2 separate regions of the Mus musculus genome follow, and region 1 is linked to region 2. The links are chromatin loops, found by intact Hi-C in ENCODE. Cell type or tissue: left cerebral cortex. All regions are shown on one strand.

The links. Hi-C counts contacts between places; a loop is a spot of excess contacts. Peaks named below come from ENCODE experiments on the same cell type or tissue, not always from the same donor. Only the 100,000 strongest peaks of a DNase experiment are listed, where the experiment ranks them.
Region 1: a loop joins it to region 2, with 3 times the contacts of the local background. A loop is called at or near these places in 2 of 42 quality-filtered maps.

Annotation. Positions count from the first base shown.
Region 1 is chr8:15,985,508-15,993,507 of GRCm38, forward strand. Csmd1 (CUB and Sushi multiple domains 1) reads right to left here. Exons shown (of 70, transcript NM_053171.2): 47 at 7,087-7,275; 48 at 3,565-3,711. Among named protein-coding and RNA genes, the nearest start is that of Gm46073, 56 kb to the left of the region's middle. In left cerebral cortex, no CTCF peak of the experiment used is centred here; DNase peaks (open chromatin) are centred at 4,912 and 7,192; H3K27ac peaks cover 92 bases.
Region 2 is chr8:16,045,979-16,053,978 of GRCm38, forward strand. All of the region lies in intron 37 of Csmd1 (CUB and Sushi multiple domains 1), which reads right to left. Among named protein-coding and RNA genes, the nearest start is that of Gm46073, 120 kb to the left of the region's middle. In left cerebral cortex, no CTCF peak of the experiment used is centred here; DNase peaks (open chromatin) are centred at 4,777 and 5,677; H3K27ac peaks cover 1,982 bases.

The sequences.
Region 1 (8,000 bases), 60 kb before region 2:
GTGACTCTATGGGATGGATCCCCAGGTGGGGTAGTCTCTAGATGGTCATTCCTTCAGTCTCTGCTTCACACTTTGTCTCTGCAACTCCTTCCATGGGTATTTTATTCTCCCTTTTAAGAAGGATCAAAGTATCCACATTTTGATCTTCCTTCTTCTTGAGTTTCATGTGGTTTGTGAATTGTATCTTGGGTATTCTGAGCTTCTGGGCTAAGTAAGCATTTATGAGTTCCACAGGGTTTCCTTGTGAATCTCCAGCCCTCTGCTGTGTTTCAACACTAGGCAGGGTGCTGACTACAGCAAGGCCAGGAAGTGACCAATCTTCATAGCAGGCACCCACCCCACATGCTACCCTCAGGCTGCCATTCATAAAGACAAGGGTAAGAAGTGATATGGCCTTGCTCAGGACACCACATTTATAACCTCAACATTCTCTACATTTTAAGAAAGGAATGATTAAAAAAAGAAAACAGGCATTGAACATTTTTTTTTCAATCAAGAACATGAACATTTCAATCATGAACAAGAACATTTTGTATAGTGGTCTGATGGAGTATGATTTGATACATATATAAATTTTTTTTATATAATACATGAGATTTGGGTAAACTATTTGCTCAAACATTGAAAATGTAGAACTTAAAGGAGTGGGTGGGTAGGGGAGCACTCTCATAGAGGCAGGGGGAGAGGGAATGGGATAGGGGGGTTCTGAAGGGGAGAGATGGAAAGGGGGAAATATTTGAAATATAAATAAAGAAAATATCCAATAAAAAAAAGCTTTCAGGCATAAGAACTTGTCATTATGCTCTAGATTTTTGTTGGGAGCTATAAAGACAACACAATTGTCCTGATCTCTGAATTGGACCTTCCCCGCCCCCTACCAGAAGAAAAGGGGGTCAAAAGCGAGCCACCGACACACCGCTCCAGGAACAACCAGATTGTTCCAGCCCTAAGTCAGAACTGGATGTCCTGACCACAAGATGTACCCGATACCACCAAGTTCCTGCTTCCCCGTGAGGTCACCAAAAGAAAAATTTCCGCTACCCCATCCCTTCTGCTGAGAAGTACTTCCCCTTTTGCTTGTGCATTTAAGGCTTGAGCCTTGCTGAATACAGTGAGACCTTGATGCTAATCAGACTGCTAATCATTGCACTTGGTTCTTGTCTCTCCCTCCCCCCATTTGGTTCTTAGGAGAAGGTCCCCTTGAGACCCTCGAATAACTGGACCTGCTGGACAGGTCAGATTTTAATACATTAGTAAACAATAAGTCCCATTTTAAAATGCTACTACTACTAGATTCCATGGTTATTTTATTGATTTACTTATTTATTATTTTCCTTTTATTAAAAATAAATACTTTTCTCATACAGTTAAAAAAAAAAGAAAAAGAAAATGTAGAATTTTATGTTACAATAGAAAATTCATAAAATTCAACAAGTATCCAATTCTGCTAGGAGACATTTTTAAACTTAGATATGGCTATTAGTTTTTATTCATTTATTTAAATTTTATCTCTTTTATGTGTATGTGTGTTTTGCATGCATGTATGTCTGTGTATTACACATGCGTTTGGTTTGCTTGGGGGGCCAGAAACAGGGAGTTAGATCTTCTGGAACTAGAGTTGAAAATGACTATAAGGCACCATGTGGGTACTGGGAAACAAACCAGGATGCTCTATAAGAAAGATCCCCAAATGTTTATAGTTGATGAGCCATCTCTCCAGCTTTCAAGTATTAATTCTGTCTCTGTCTCTGTCTCTGTCTCTGTCTCTGTCTCTGTCTCTGTCTCTGTCTCTGTCTCTCTGTCTCTCTGTCTCTCTGTCTGTCTGTCTGTCTGTCTGTCTCTGTCTCTGTCTCTGTCTCTCTCTCTCTCTCTCACACACACACACACACACACACACACACACACACACATGCATTTTATATATGAAGGCAAGTACCCTCAGTGATCAGAAACCAGGAACTGGAGTTACAGGCAGTTGTGGGCCTTGAGAATACCGGAAACCAAACCTGTGTCCCCTGTGAGACGTGAAAGTGCTTTTAATCACCGAGCAGTCTCTCTAGCCCAAACAGGTTAGTTTCAAAGCCATAATCTTCCACATAACAGAGGCAGTATTTGGACGGCTGAACGGTCTTACATCCTATTAATATATTTAGTGGAATATAATTATCTTGTCTTTACAAATCTGCTTTATTATATTACAAAACCCTATGATTGCCTGTCAATACGTGAAAAGAACAATACAACGAGAGTTCAGAGCTGGGAAGCCCAGGTTCCTTTTCTGAACAACCTTCTCCCCAGTCATAAAGCACAAAGCCCAGGCTCATATTGGGTTGACCCACAGCATGTGGGCCAGGCAAATGCAATGTGCAAATGGGAAGGATATGGTCTTGTGCATCATATATTATAGGCTAGAGATTTCTAGCTTATCTCTGGATGAACTAACAGACAATAGAGTAGGAATTTTAAACCTGAAAAGTCTGAGCATCCATTCTTCAGAACCAGGCTGTGTGAGTCCAATCCCTGCTCAGGGACTGTGGCACAGACCTGAGCACATCTTTAGCACACTTTGAAGGGAAAAATGTCCGAATCCCCTGCCCATTGTTGTCTTAACACCACAAGTCCCAAAGACTGGCTGCTGGTGAGGTTTTCTAATCTCTTTCAACTAGAGAAGGCTAGAAGATTTCAGCCCCCAACACTCACTTTGTCCCCTTGGGCTGATCTCCACCCTGAAAACATACATTGCCAATGGGGATTAAAAAAGTCTTTCAGAAGACCCTGCATCTAGTGTGCTAGATGCTACCATTCCAAGGAAGAGAGATATCAAGGACAACCCCACTTACCACTGACTGGGAGGAGCTCAGAGGGCTGTGGTTCATAAGTGAACTGTTCCCAGGAATGAAGTTCCCCTATGCTCTCATGGGGACAATAGAAACACTGGTGTAGATCAGACTACATTGAAACCTGTACTAGAGCTTAACACTTCATTGATGTACTGGGAGATTTAATTAGTTTAATACAAATATCTACTTATAGACAATGATTAATAAATAAGGAGAAAGGATAAAATAACTCCAATTTTGAAATAGAACTACACATGCATGTATGTATGCCAAATGCAAACTTATAATGTAAATGTTTATATAAAACATAGACTAGTATATAAAGTATAGGCATATGTAAAGATAAGTATATAGAATGCAATAGATAGAGTGACTTACTAAGGACAACTGTAATTACTGTTTATACAATTTATGGCAGTATAATCAACTCTCATTTGTTCCCAGTGTTAATGCTAATTTTGGCTATATTACTGTAATTTGGGGCAAATGTCTTTATTATCCATGGTATAAAATTTTAATATTTACTCTTTAATCAGTAAATTATAACATATTAATCAAGTTTTCTCATAGTTTAGGGCTCTCACTTCAAGTATTTCTTCCACTATGTTCTTCTTGCTGGCTTTTAGTTGTCAGAAGTCAGAACTTCACCATAACCTAGACCTAGTGTTAAGATGAAAGTGGTACTGAAAGCCATTCCAGCTGATGTCCAGGCCCACCTATTCACCTGCATAGCGAATCTTGAATCCTTTCTTGCTGGTTGCATGGTCTGTGGACCAGCGCAGGTACAGATGGTTACTTCTGCTGGTAAAATTGGACTGTTCAGTGTGGTTCCCACTTAAGACCACTAACAGAGGACTTTGTCCAGAAGAACCTAAAAAAAAAAAAAGAAAACTTTCAGATGTGGGCACCTACAGATGCAGATCTTTCTTAGCTGTTGATTAAACACGTATGCAAATGTACAATAGACATTTATTTTCAAAGTGAAAAAAATATTCAAATGAAAATAATAATAAATACATTCCGTGGTAATGAAACAATGTGGGGAAGGAGTAGGGGACTCAAGTACATAAGTTACTAGTGACTTATTATGGAAATGAATGAAATACATCAGTGAAACAATGACATTTCAACATGAGAATATCCTTTTACTATTATAATGGATAATATACTACACATATGGAAAACGAGAATCTTTCTTGCAATGTCAGTGGTGTATAAGTACAGTCAATCGCTTTGGGGAACAACTTGATGATACACAGTAAATCTGAAGTTTTAATTTCATCAACTCTCGCACATAGGTACAAAAGTTACTTACATGGCAAACATATTCCAATATTATTGTTCATGATAAACTTTGGACGAAAACTTTCTTTAAGTATTGGAAATATCATGAGGAGAAATTAAATTTATACAGTATCTAAAATTAGTAAAGTACACACATATATATATATATTCATATAGATAAGTCCAAGAGTAACATATGAAAGTACCCATTGTAGATTAGTATCAGAGTAATTCACAAGCAGTCAAATGTGTGCCATATAAGAAATATGTGTGCAGAGAGATGATGGATGGGCTGGTGGGGAGTAGATGGATTGATAGATGCAGAGTAGATGGATGGATGAGAACAGAGATAAAGGAGAAATGATGGTCACATTCATAACAACGACCCACTTCTCTTTCCTTAGACTACAAGTATCCCCATTAGAACTAGCAGGGGGCTATGCGTGAGTAGACAGTCTCAATGAGTCTCTGTGTGTCTATAAAAAAGCAACTATAGATCCAGGAAGTATGAAAATAATTTTAAAGTTATCATTGACATATATCGTTATTCTATAGACCTGAAAGTTCTCAAAATGTTTATACAGCAAAATGATTAAATGCCCTGTGTACCATGCAGTGACTGCATCTTCATGTCACTTGGGAGAGAAAGCAGCTTCAAGAAACAGGAGTTATGCCCTGTTCCTTTTCTATTGTGGATGCATCCCCTTGTCTTAAAATCATTACTCACTTTTCCACATTTCACAAGTTCACGCGTGGGGAAATGTGTGAGAGAATGGGAGAATGGGCCTTCTGTGGCTATTCATAATCTAAACTTATCAGGGCAAGGGGAGGGGCACCCTCCATTCCATTCATGGAAAATACTGACAGGTCACAGCTTCACTTCCTCTTACGCCCAAATCACTGTTAGGGACTTATCATGGATAAAGCTATTCAAGGCTCTGTTGGACTCTGCACAAACATGCATTAAATTCCTGCCTTCAATAACTCAGAGAGTGATTGACCTTGGACATGTGCTCTATATAGAGAGAGCTACTTTGAAATGAGTTTTCAGGGGTGGGCCTTGACTCCACCATGAATAGCATGTCTTAAGAAGAAGTGATCAGAACACAGATACACAGAAAAAAAAAACCAAAAACCATATGACCACATGAAGAGGATACACCTACATGCCAAAAAGAGCCTCAGAGACACAGCTTCCCCACTGTTTAGTCCTAGACTCTCACTCTTCAAGTCTAAGAAATTATTCTCTGTGTGTAAACATTAAAAGGGTCCTGGTAATAGCAATCACAAGAATACATGAGGAAAACAACAAAGTAAAAAATGTGGAAGTTTGTGTGGACATCCCTAGAAATGATTCTTCTTGTTATGAAAGATGGTGCCCAAAGACTGTCTGCAAAGTCTACTGTCTATGTCCTACAAAAGAGTGACCCTGCTTCATGTGGAAGATGGCTGAACATGAGCTGTGTGAGGTCTTCTTATGGCTGTTAAACAAGATCAAGACCCTCTGAAATAATATGCCACAGAGGAATTAACTATCCTGAGCTTGCCATACTTGAAATGCCATTTTTACCGACAGAACACAAGAGTGCATTTTCAAGAGTTGCTAATCTCCCACCAAATCCCTTACTATTCTTGGTCTGATCTCTGTCTAGATCATGGTATTTAGGCATATTCTGGAAAGCATGCCTCTTTGTAGCATCTATAACAATATCCTAGAAAAGAGATGTGCAGGTAAGTTTGCCAGGATAGCCAGTGGTCTCAGCAGCCAATCACAACTGGAGATCAGACACTGTTCTTCACTGAGTTCTGACAATTAGGAAAGTGAGGAGAATCCATATCTGCACTATTGAAAGTATACACTAAGGAAATGGTGCATACAGCTGGTATGCTCAGCTTACTTCTTCTTAGCTCATAAAATATAGGCTAGCACCAATGTTGCCAAGATAAAATAAACACAGTGCATAGGAAATGCCATCACTTGCAGAAGTTCTGAATACAAAACTGTGACCTTTCTCTTTATAAAAGATGTGTATATTTGAAAGCAGAGTGATGCAAGCCATGAGCCACTTCTAACCAGACAGAAAGTGCTTGTATTGTGTTCTGGGCTACTCCCTAGTTTTTGATCTTGATCATGGTCTAGTCATGATTTAGAAAGCACCAGGCTATCAGCAATTAGGGAAAAAAAATCTATTTGTAAGGATGTTGTTTCTGAAAACTAGAAGCATGAAAGTATTGCCTTCTATATTCTAATTCAAACAAAGGAGAAGATGTGCCTAAGCTTGAAACAACTCACATCTTAATACTTACTTATGATTCAAATAGAAATATACACTTGTACAAACACAGAGACAAAAGCTTTGTGTGGGCTGCTTTTCTTTGTGTGTGCCATTTGTTTCTATATATAATGCTAGAGTTTCATGTGCAATATAACAATCCTCACAACTTGACTCCTGGGGTCACTCTGCACAGTGATTTATTTATCATTCATGGTCCATCTAACTAGTGAGACTCACATAAACACACAAGATCAATTAAAGCAGTTCTTATCACTGAATACATTGTGCTTTATCTGACAAATCCATAAAACCTGAGAAAACTCTCTGTTCTTGGCCACACATGGGTTTGGCTCTGCTCTGCTTGGGCATGATGTATCTCCTATACAAAGAAAACACTGGCCTTAGATCCACCTCAGTTGATGATCCAGCCACTGCTGCATTAAGGTGCTCATTAGAACCACTGTATAAAACCAGAACAGTGGTATTGAAAGTAGCACCATTGGGCATCAAATTCATTTGATTTTATTATATAAAGCAGCTCTGTAAAGACAGGTGCGACATTTACCACTTCAATATCCATATGAGCTATTCATTTCATGCATCTTGAGTAAAATAGACATTTGGAGCACTAAAAGTCTTCTAGAACACTTAATTGCCCTGTGGTACCCTGAAAATCTGGGGCTTACCATCAAACACTTCCAGTGCATCAAATTGCTTTTCACTTTGGAATGTGTCCACAAAGAGTGTGATGTTGAAGTTTGGCTCCACTTTAATACTCCAAGCACATGTCTGGGAGTTAAAATAGTTGCCTGGGTACCCGGGACTGAGAATCACCCCAGAAGACTCTGTTCGCACTTCATTTGCTGGGCATTGTGCTAGAGAGAAAAGAGATGGATAGAGGTCTGCATTAATACAATGAATACAAACATTGATGGGATGGAAGACAGTCTACTGAGCTCTGACTACGTTTAATACAGGACACAGACACCTCCAATCTACTCCAATGCAAAAAGAAAGACAGAAAGCCCATCTTCAATACAATACAACAAGATGTAGCTTTTTGTATAAGAAAAAAATATTTTTATTCCAACCCTTGCTGTACTTGGATAAATAAAATCTAAATATTTGATGTGACCATGTGACTATTTAAGTATGAAGCAAATTTCAGAAACATTGTTCAACACTCCCACACACACCTGCACTGTTTGCCACAGTTTTCAGCAGGATTGGTGATTTCTAAAGTAAAAATTCTTTTATTGAAATAACAGATATTTCAAGTTGTGATTTTTTTTTTCTCCTCATCCTTCAATTTTGATCCAGCTACTTCCAGGCTAATTAAAAAAAATGTAAAATCACCAAAAGACTTCTTTAATGCTATCTCTCATTGCTAAGTTAAATTACATTACAGGAATGCTTTGCTTACAGAGCTACTAAGGGACACTGATCAGTCATAGCATATAAAAAGAAAGTGACACACCAGTGTTACTCACAGTTTAGGCATATCAGTAACCAACTTCGCCCAGAGCTTTTGTCCAAGATGTGTATCTTATTTGGTGAGTTTGCCCGTTTTAATGAGTTGATTGTATGTTACTTACAAAAA
Region 2 (8,000 bases):
GTCCCTCCTTGTCTTTTTTGATAACTTTGGGTTGGAAGTCGATTTTATCCGATATTAAAATGGCTACTCCAGCCTGTTTCTTCAGTCCATTTGCTTGGAAAATTGTTTTCCAGCCTTTCATTCTGAGGTAGTGTCTGTCTTTTTCCCTGAGATGGGTTTCCTGTAAGCAGCAGAATGTTGGGTCCTGTTTGTGTAGCCAGTCTGTTAGTCTATGTCTTTTTATTGGGGAATTGAGTCCATTGATATTAAGAGATATCAAGGAAAAGTAATTGTTGCTCCCTTTTATTTTTGTTGTTAGAGTTGGCATTCTGGTCTTGTGGCTGTCTTCTTTTTGGTTTGTTGAATGATTACTTTCTTGGTTGTTCTAGGGCGTGATTTCCGTCCTTGTATTGCTTCTTTTCTGTTATTATCCTTTGAAGGGCTGGATTCGTGGAAAGATATTGTGTGAATTTGGTTTTGTCGTGGAATACTTTGGTTTCTCCATCTATGGTAATTGAGAGTTTGGCCGGGTATAGTAGCCTGGGCTGGCATTTGTGTTCTCTTAGTGTCTGTATAACATCTGTCCAGGCTCTTCTGGCTTTCATAGTCTCTGGTGAAAAGTCTGGTGTAATTCTGATAGGCCTTCCTTTATATGTTACTTGACCTTTCTCCCTTACTGCTTTTAATATTCTATCTTTATTTAGTGCATTTGTTGTTCTGATTATTATGTGTCGGGAGGAATTTCTTTTTTGGTCCAGTCTATTTGGAGTTCTGTAGGCTTCTTGTATGATCATGGGCATCTCTTTTTTTATGTTTGGGAAGTTTTCTTCTATTATTTTGTTGAAGATATTAGCTGGCCCTTTAAGTTGAAAATCTTCATTCTCATCAATTCCTATTATCCGTAGGTTTGGTCTTCTCATTGTGTCCTGGATTACCTGGATGTTTTGAGTTAGGATCCTTTTGCATTTTGTATTTTCTTTGACTGTTGTGTCAATGTTCTCTATGGAATCTTCTGCACCTGAGATTCTCTCTTCCATTTCTTGTATTCTGTTGCTGATGCTCGCATCTATGGTTCCAGATCTCTTACCTAGGGTTTCTATCTCCAGCGTTGCCTCGCTTTGGGTTTTCTTTATTGTGTCTACTTCCCCTTTTAGTTCTAGTATGGTTTTGTTCATTTCCATCACCTGTTTGGATGTGTTTTCCTGTTTTTCGTTAATGATTTCTACCTGTTTGGCTGTGTTTTCCTGCTTTTCTTTAAGGGCCTGTAACTCTTTAGCAGTGCTCTCCTGTAATTCTTTAAGTGACTTATGAAAGTCCTTCTTGATGTCCTCTATCATCATCATGAGAAATGTTTTTAAATCTGGGTCTAGATTTTCGGTTGTGTTCGGGTGCCCAGGACTAGGTGGGGTGGGAGTGCTGAGTTCTGATGATGGTGAGTGGTCTTGATTTCTGTTAGTAGGATTCTTACGTTTGCCTTTCGCCATCTGGTAATCTCTGAAGCTAGCTGTTTTAGTTGTCACTGTTAAGAGCTTGTTCTTCAGGTGACTCTGTTAGCCTCTATAAGCAGACCTGGAGGGTAGCACTCTCCTTAGTTTCAGTGGGCAGAGTATTCTCTGCAGGCAAGCTCTCTTCTTGCAAGGCAGGTGCCCAGATATCTGGTGTTCGAACCAGACTCCTGGCAGAAGTTGTGTTCCACTCACTAGAGGTCTTAGGATCACGTGTGGAATCCTGTGTGGGCCCTTGCGGGTGTCAGGCGACTCAGCTGGCAAGGTAGCCCGGGGCTCGAGTCGAGCGGAAGGGACTTGTGCCCCAGATCAGGCCCGGGTAGCCTGCTTCCCTATGTACCACAGTCTCAGGTTCCACGCGATTGGATTGGGGCAGGCGCTGTGTTCCACTCACCAGAGGTCTTAGGATCCCGTGGGGAGTCCCGTGTGGGCCCTTGCGGGTGTTGGGCAAGACTCTGCTGGCAAGGTAGCCCGGGCAATTTTGCTACTGTTATGAATTGTAATGCAAATATCTGATATGCATGTGGTCTTAGAGGACACCTATGAAAAGGTTGTTCTACACAAAATGGGTTGAGACCCACAGGTTGAGAATCACTGCTCTAGATCATGCCAACTGGACAATTCAAGCTAATTAGGATACACACACCAATTCAATACATGGGTAGGTTAACGCTACACTATGTAGACAGAAAAGGTTATTTGTTAATTTTGAAAAGAAAAACAAAAGTTAACCATGCTGTATCATAAACACAAATGTTTCTTATTGGCAGTGTTTCAAAATAGAGACATTTTTAGCTTCATGAGGTAGTAACCAACATACATTCAAATTTAATTTTGATTTTTTCCCTTGACTGGTGATATAGGGTAAAACAATTTATTGTGAAGTTGCAAAGCTTCTAGTTGCTACAGGTCAGGACGGGGGGCAGCTGGTACTAGGTTAGAGGTATCTCATGCATTTTAGATTGATGATATTTGCAGCTGACAAATGCTTATGAGATGTAGCACTTTTCTAAAGAATACAACATTTATGATTAAACAATAGTTCTTCTGTATAATACAAATAGACATGAATTCAAATTTATGAGTTTTATAAGTTTCTTTGAGGCAGGTTCAATTGCTCTGTATATAAGCTTGGCTTAGACCTCTTAATCCTTCTGCTTCAGCCTCTCAAATGCTGGGATGTCAGGTACATATCACCATGCCTGTTGAAAATTTCTTCTCATTGAATCCATGTCAGCTTTGTGTATCTTAAAACAGAAGTTTTGCTGATGACCCGTGATAAAACTTAGGGTTTCTATTGCAGTGAAGAGGCATCATGACCATGGCAATACTTATAAAGAAAAATATTTAACTGGGGTTGGCTTATATGTTTAGAGGTTCAGTCCATTTTCATCATGGTGAAAAGCACAGCACATGCAGGTAGCCATGATGCTGGAGAAGGAGCCAATCATAGCACATGCAGGCAGGTATATGTTGGAGGCAGAGCCGAGAGGTCTGCAATTGGACACAGGCTCCAGCAAAGAGAGAGAGAGAGAGAGAGAGAGAGAGAGAGAGAGAGAGAGAGAGAGAGAGAGAGAGAGAGAGACTGGACCTGGCCTGAGCTCAGAAACCTCAAAGTCTAACCCGAGTGGAACACTTCTCCAGTTAGGCCACACCCACTCCAAGAAGGCCATACCTCCTATTCCTTTTAAAGGATACTACTATGATCATATGGGGGCCATTTTCACTCAAACTACCACAATCTCACTTTAAAACGTTGCATAAAGTTTGTGACCATGTGCTGGTAAATGGACCTCAAAAGAAGTCTGAACTTGACTTAGGAGAATCTGGGTAGGTTCCACAGAGGAAGAGAAAGATGAGTAATATAATCACACAGATGTAAGTGTCACTCTGTATACATAGACTCTTAAAACCACAATCTTTAAAAAGCAAAATATATAGAACCAAGGTATTTATAAATTCCATTGTTAAAATAACGTACCTTAAGAGAAACTATTGTTTTATTGATTGTCTAGTGCTACGCTCTCTGGTCGAGTCAACTGGACAAGCCGAGAGGCTTAAAAGTCACTCATGAGGCAAAAGAGTTTCAAGGAAGCTCTCCTCCTGGAGTCTAGCGTTCCCTACCCATACAGTAATTTTTCATTCCCACGTTCCATTCCCGAGTTAGTCTAGTGTATGGATCCACGTGCTCTCTTTCAATATTTTCCTATCATAAGTGCCTTTTAAGATTGAATTCTGACATAGCTAAAGCCGTCTGCCAGTGTTCCAACAGTCCTAGTTCGTCCTTAGCAAGACCTTGAGCTTGGAATTCAGTACTGCCCCAGGTATTACACTATCTCTTTGAGTAAAAGTTAGGTCACTGCCCTTCACAGGAATTTACCATCACTAAGGAAGAAAGAAGTTTCTGACCGTAGGAGAAACCAGAATAGATATTTAGAATTATAGCTGAGTTACACCTATATACAGGAATTTACAATGGTTTAGGAAGTAGATCCGGCTGTGGTTTTAGAGAATTGCATTATTCATGAGATGGTTAGCTAGAATGGAACTCCCTAGTTAGAACCATGACTTGGGTGTGAAAGCCCTTGACCTAGGAGTGAAAAGTTCTCACACCTGGCTTCTAAGACTATAGCTGACCTTAGATAGGGCTGACTCTGGCTCAGTTATTTTATTGCCCAGTTCCTGCCAGTCTTTGCGTTTTCATTCCTCTGTTCTGTGTAAGAGTCATTAAGCATCCGGTTACTTCATTTGTACCTTGCGGGTATGTCACCCAACTACGTTGTTGTCTTCTGCATAAAAAGTCTGATGTTCCATTTGAAAAATTACACTCAGATTCCACACGAACTCTCCTGTGTGTGTGTCTGTTTGTCGCTCATCCACGCTTTGCCCACCCGCTTCAAGAGACCCCGTTCCACGCGACACAGGGACCCAGAGGGTCTGCGGCAGTTTAGAGTACCATGTGGGCCCAAGAGCCCACATGTTTTCAGTATTGACACAAGTAAGAAATACTGCTTTTATTTCTTCCAGGGTTTAGATCTCAGCCTTCTGTAAAGTCTAGAGATTGTGTTTCTAGCATCCATAAAAGAAGTTGAGTAATCTATCTCCCTTGAAGGGCCACAGAGAATAGCAACATTTTAATGACAAAAAGGAGTGATGCACAGATCACAGACAGACCTTTTCTCACCTTATTCAACCCTGGGTTTCCAAGCTTTCAGGACCCATGTGGACTTTGCACAGTACTTGGGAAGCACTCATTGGCCCAATAACGTCATCTGTGGAGCCATGGTTAGTGATGTATTCAGGTAAAGTTTGTGTACATCCAAAGCCAAGTGGCATTAAGTAATGAGTCACCAAGCTCCACAGCAGTGTTCTACTTTTATGTTGAAGTTACAGTTGTTGTCACATCACCTTCCTCAATTTCCAATCAAGAACCTATGGAGGCAAACATGTTCTCCTCTTCCTTCTCCTTCCCTTGTCCCTCTTCTTCCTCCTCCTTTTCTTTCTTCTTCCTCTTTTCTTGTTTTCTATTGTTATGGGATGAGTATCTGTCTGTTTAAAGTTTATAGGTTGACAATTTTTAACACCTCATGTGATGTAAAATTGGGCCCTTTGGAAGAGGACTACAGTTGGTTCAGAATATCATGGGTCCTCACAATAGGGTCAGTGCTATTATAGCAAGGAAATTTACTATGAAAGCCCTGCACAGAACCTGAAAGCCTAACACATAGGTCTTCAACGGAAGACTGTCAATACCGTGACCTTAGACTACTAGCCCCAGAATTGTGAGAAATGAGCCTGTGATGCTGTGTCATAATAATCAACACTGGTATAAACAATTAGTATACATCTATCATGAAGCACACCACATGGGGCAGAGTAGTCTACAACTGTTATTTAATAGTATATAAAGAGGTGACAAATTTGGCCTAAAGAATCACAGTCACTACCTGAAAAATCTCTCTTCCTGCTAAATAATGAACTCCCATCTTGTAAGATTAAAGAGCTGATGCTATGAAACTGAGTGTTCTTCAGTGACAATGCTTTAGCAAATGAACTGAAATGAACAACTTTGCAGTTGCCAAAGACATACATCTGAACATAGCCCCACTTTGTAGGAGAAAACGAAGCATCCTACTTTCCTACTTTCCACAGGGCCACTAGGTGGGCGTGCTGGTTAAATTTGTCACACTGATGCATAAAAGGGGAAGATGGCTAAAAATACAGCCTTGCCAGCTGTCCTCGCCATGGAGCTAGATCCATCACAAATTCCGGAATCGCTCCACTTAAGCTTACTAGAGCGACAGCTGGTTCAGAACAGTCAAACCATTAGACTCAGCTAGGGTTGTTAAATGTCAAACAGTACACTTGAACTTTTCCTCAATTACACAAAAATAAATCTACCCACGTGGGCGCTCACTGCCCTGTCAGGGATTCTGAATAAGAGGGCCAGGCTTTGTCTGAAACCACAGTCTTGACATATTTCCATTGGGATATGTTATATTAATAGGGGAAAACCGCAAATAAAATGTAGATATCTGATATGTGGATTTAATATAAGCTGAATAAAACTCCGTATTCATGATGCTTCTTGCTTTATTTAAATAAAAGTAAACAACTCTAAGATATTTGGATTTAAGTGAAATCCTTAACTCCCATAGACCAATTGGCTAGACAGGTATATTCAGTGAAGTAAGATAATTCATTAAAATTATCTGGAATTCCAATTAATTTATGTTATTCTAATGTCTTATAACATAATATCTGGCATGCCTGTTGTTTTTATTTATTAGTACTTTGGTTAGTCTATTGCATTAGTTACCTTTCTAAAGCTGTGATAAAACACCATGACCAAGGCAATTAATAGAAGAAAAGCTTTGTTCAGGCTTATGGATTCAGAGGAATGAGAGTGCATCACTATCACATGGGGAAGTCAAGCATAGCAGCAGCCAGATATGATGGCGGCGACATCAACAGCAAAGGCTGAGAACTCACATTCCCAAAAGCAAACAGAAAAAGCACCAGAAAGAAACAACAAACTTGAAATGGCAAGAGTCTTTTGAAATCTTAAAACCCTCCCCCCAGTGACATATGTCCTTCAGCAGGGACATACCTCCTAAGCCTTCCCCAATGCCACCCACTAATGACCAAGTATTCAAGTGCTCAGACTATGGGAGATACCTCATTCAAACCACCACACGAAGGATTCAGCATCTATCATCTCTCTCTCTCTCTCTCTCTCTCTCTCTCTATATATATATATATATATATATATATATATATATATATATATATATATCTCCAATGTGCCTTCTTATCTCCAGCCACCCATGAAATCTTTCCTGCTGTTAACACAACTTAGCATACTTTCCCTAAATGTGAATTCCTGACCCACGATTTACAGTGAGGTATTATACACAGAAACCGTGGTACTGTGTACTTAAAATGCATATTTTGATCATTGGCAATTTGTACATGTGCTATTTATAGTCCTCAAGATCTGAGGAGCCATGATGTGCTTTCCTAAAATGCAAGCATCTATGTTACTAAAAACTCCTGGTGATGAATAACATTCATATCAGAACAATACATTTAATAATATGGCACACTGGATTCTGACATTACTTAATTTCCCATGAGCATATTTAAGACATTTTCAGTTCTTACCAGAACTTCAAGACAAATAATTTGACTGTGCTTGCTTGCTACTTAACTAGTTAATAACTTGGTAGTACAGTAATACAATAAAAGTATTAGGTTTTAAATATATTTTTCACTCTTTAAATATAGTTTGATGTTTATGAATATAAATGTAACTTTTCAATTACTTAATTTTTCACTATTGTTTATGAGTTAGGGTCATATGTATTCCTGGTTGGCTTTAAATTCTCTATGTAGCAAAGGAAGGTTTTAGACTCCTGGTCCCTCTTATCTGTAGCTATGAAGGCTGGGATCACAAGTGTCCATCATAGCCAGCTTATTTACATTTTTAAATAATAAGTTAGATCTATAAGTAATCAAAATAGGAATCTCAGATCTCTGCTCCCTATAAAGACACCACCAGAACAGACATGCCCAGAGGCCCATGGTCCAAGTGTTTCTTGATCCCATCTAGTTGACAACCAAGATTAACCACCATACTTGGAGATTCCCAAGAATTGGTAAACCCTTGGTAAGTAAGGTTTCAACTACCCTATGTCTCCTGTGCAGTAATAGAAGACTCAGAGCAGTTCCTACATTTGTAAAACCAAAACACATTTGCATGTTAAAATAATTAAGTGATATTGCATTTAAAACAGAGTATCAATTTGCTAAATGCATGAAACTCAAGAAGAATGAAGACCAAAGTGTGGACACTTTGCCCCTTCTTAGAATTGGGAACAAAACACCCATGGAAGGAGTTACAGAGACAAAGTCTGGAGCTGTGACAAAAGGATGGACCATCTAGAGACTGCCATATCTGGGGATCCATCCCATAATCAGCTTCCAAACGCTGACACCATTGCATACACTAGCAAG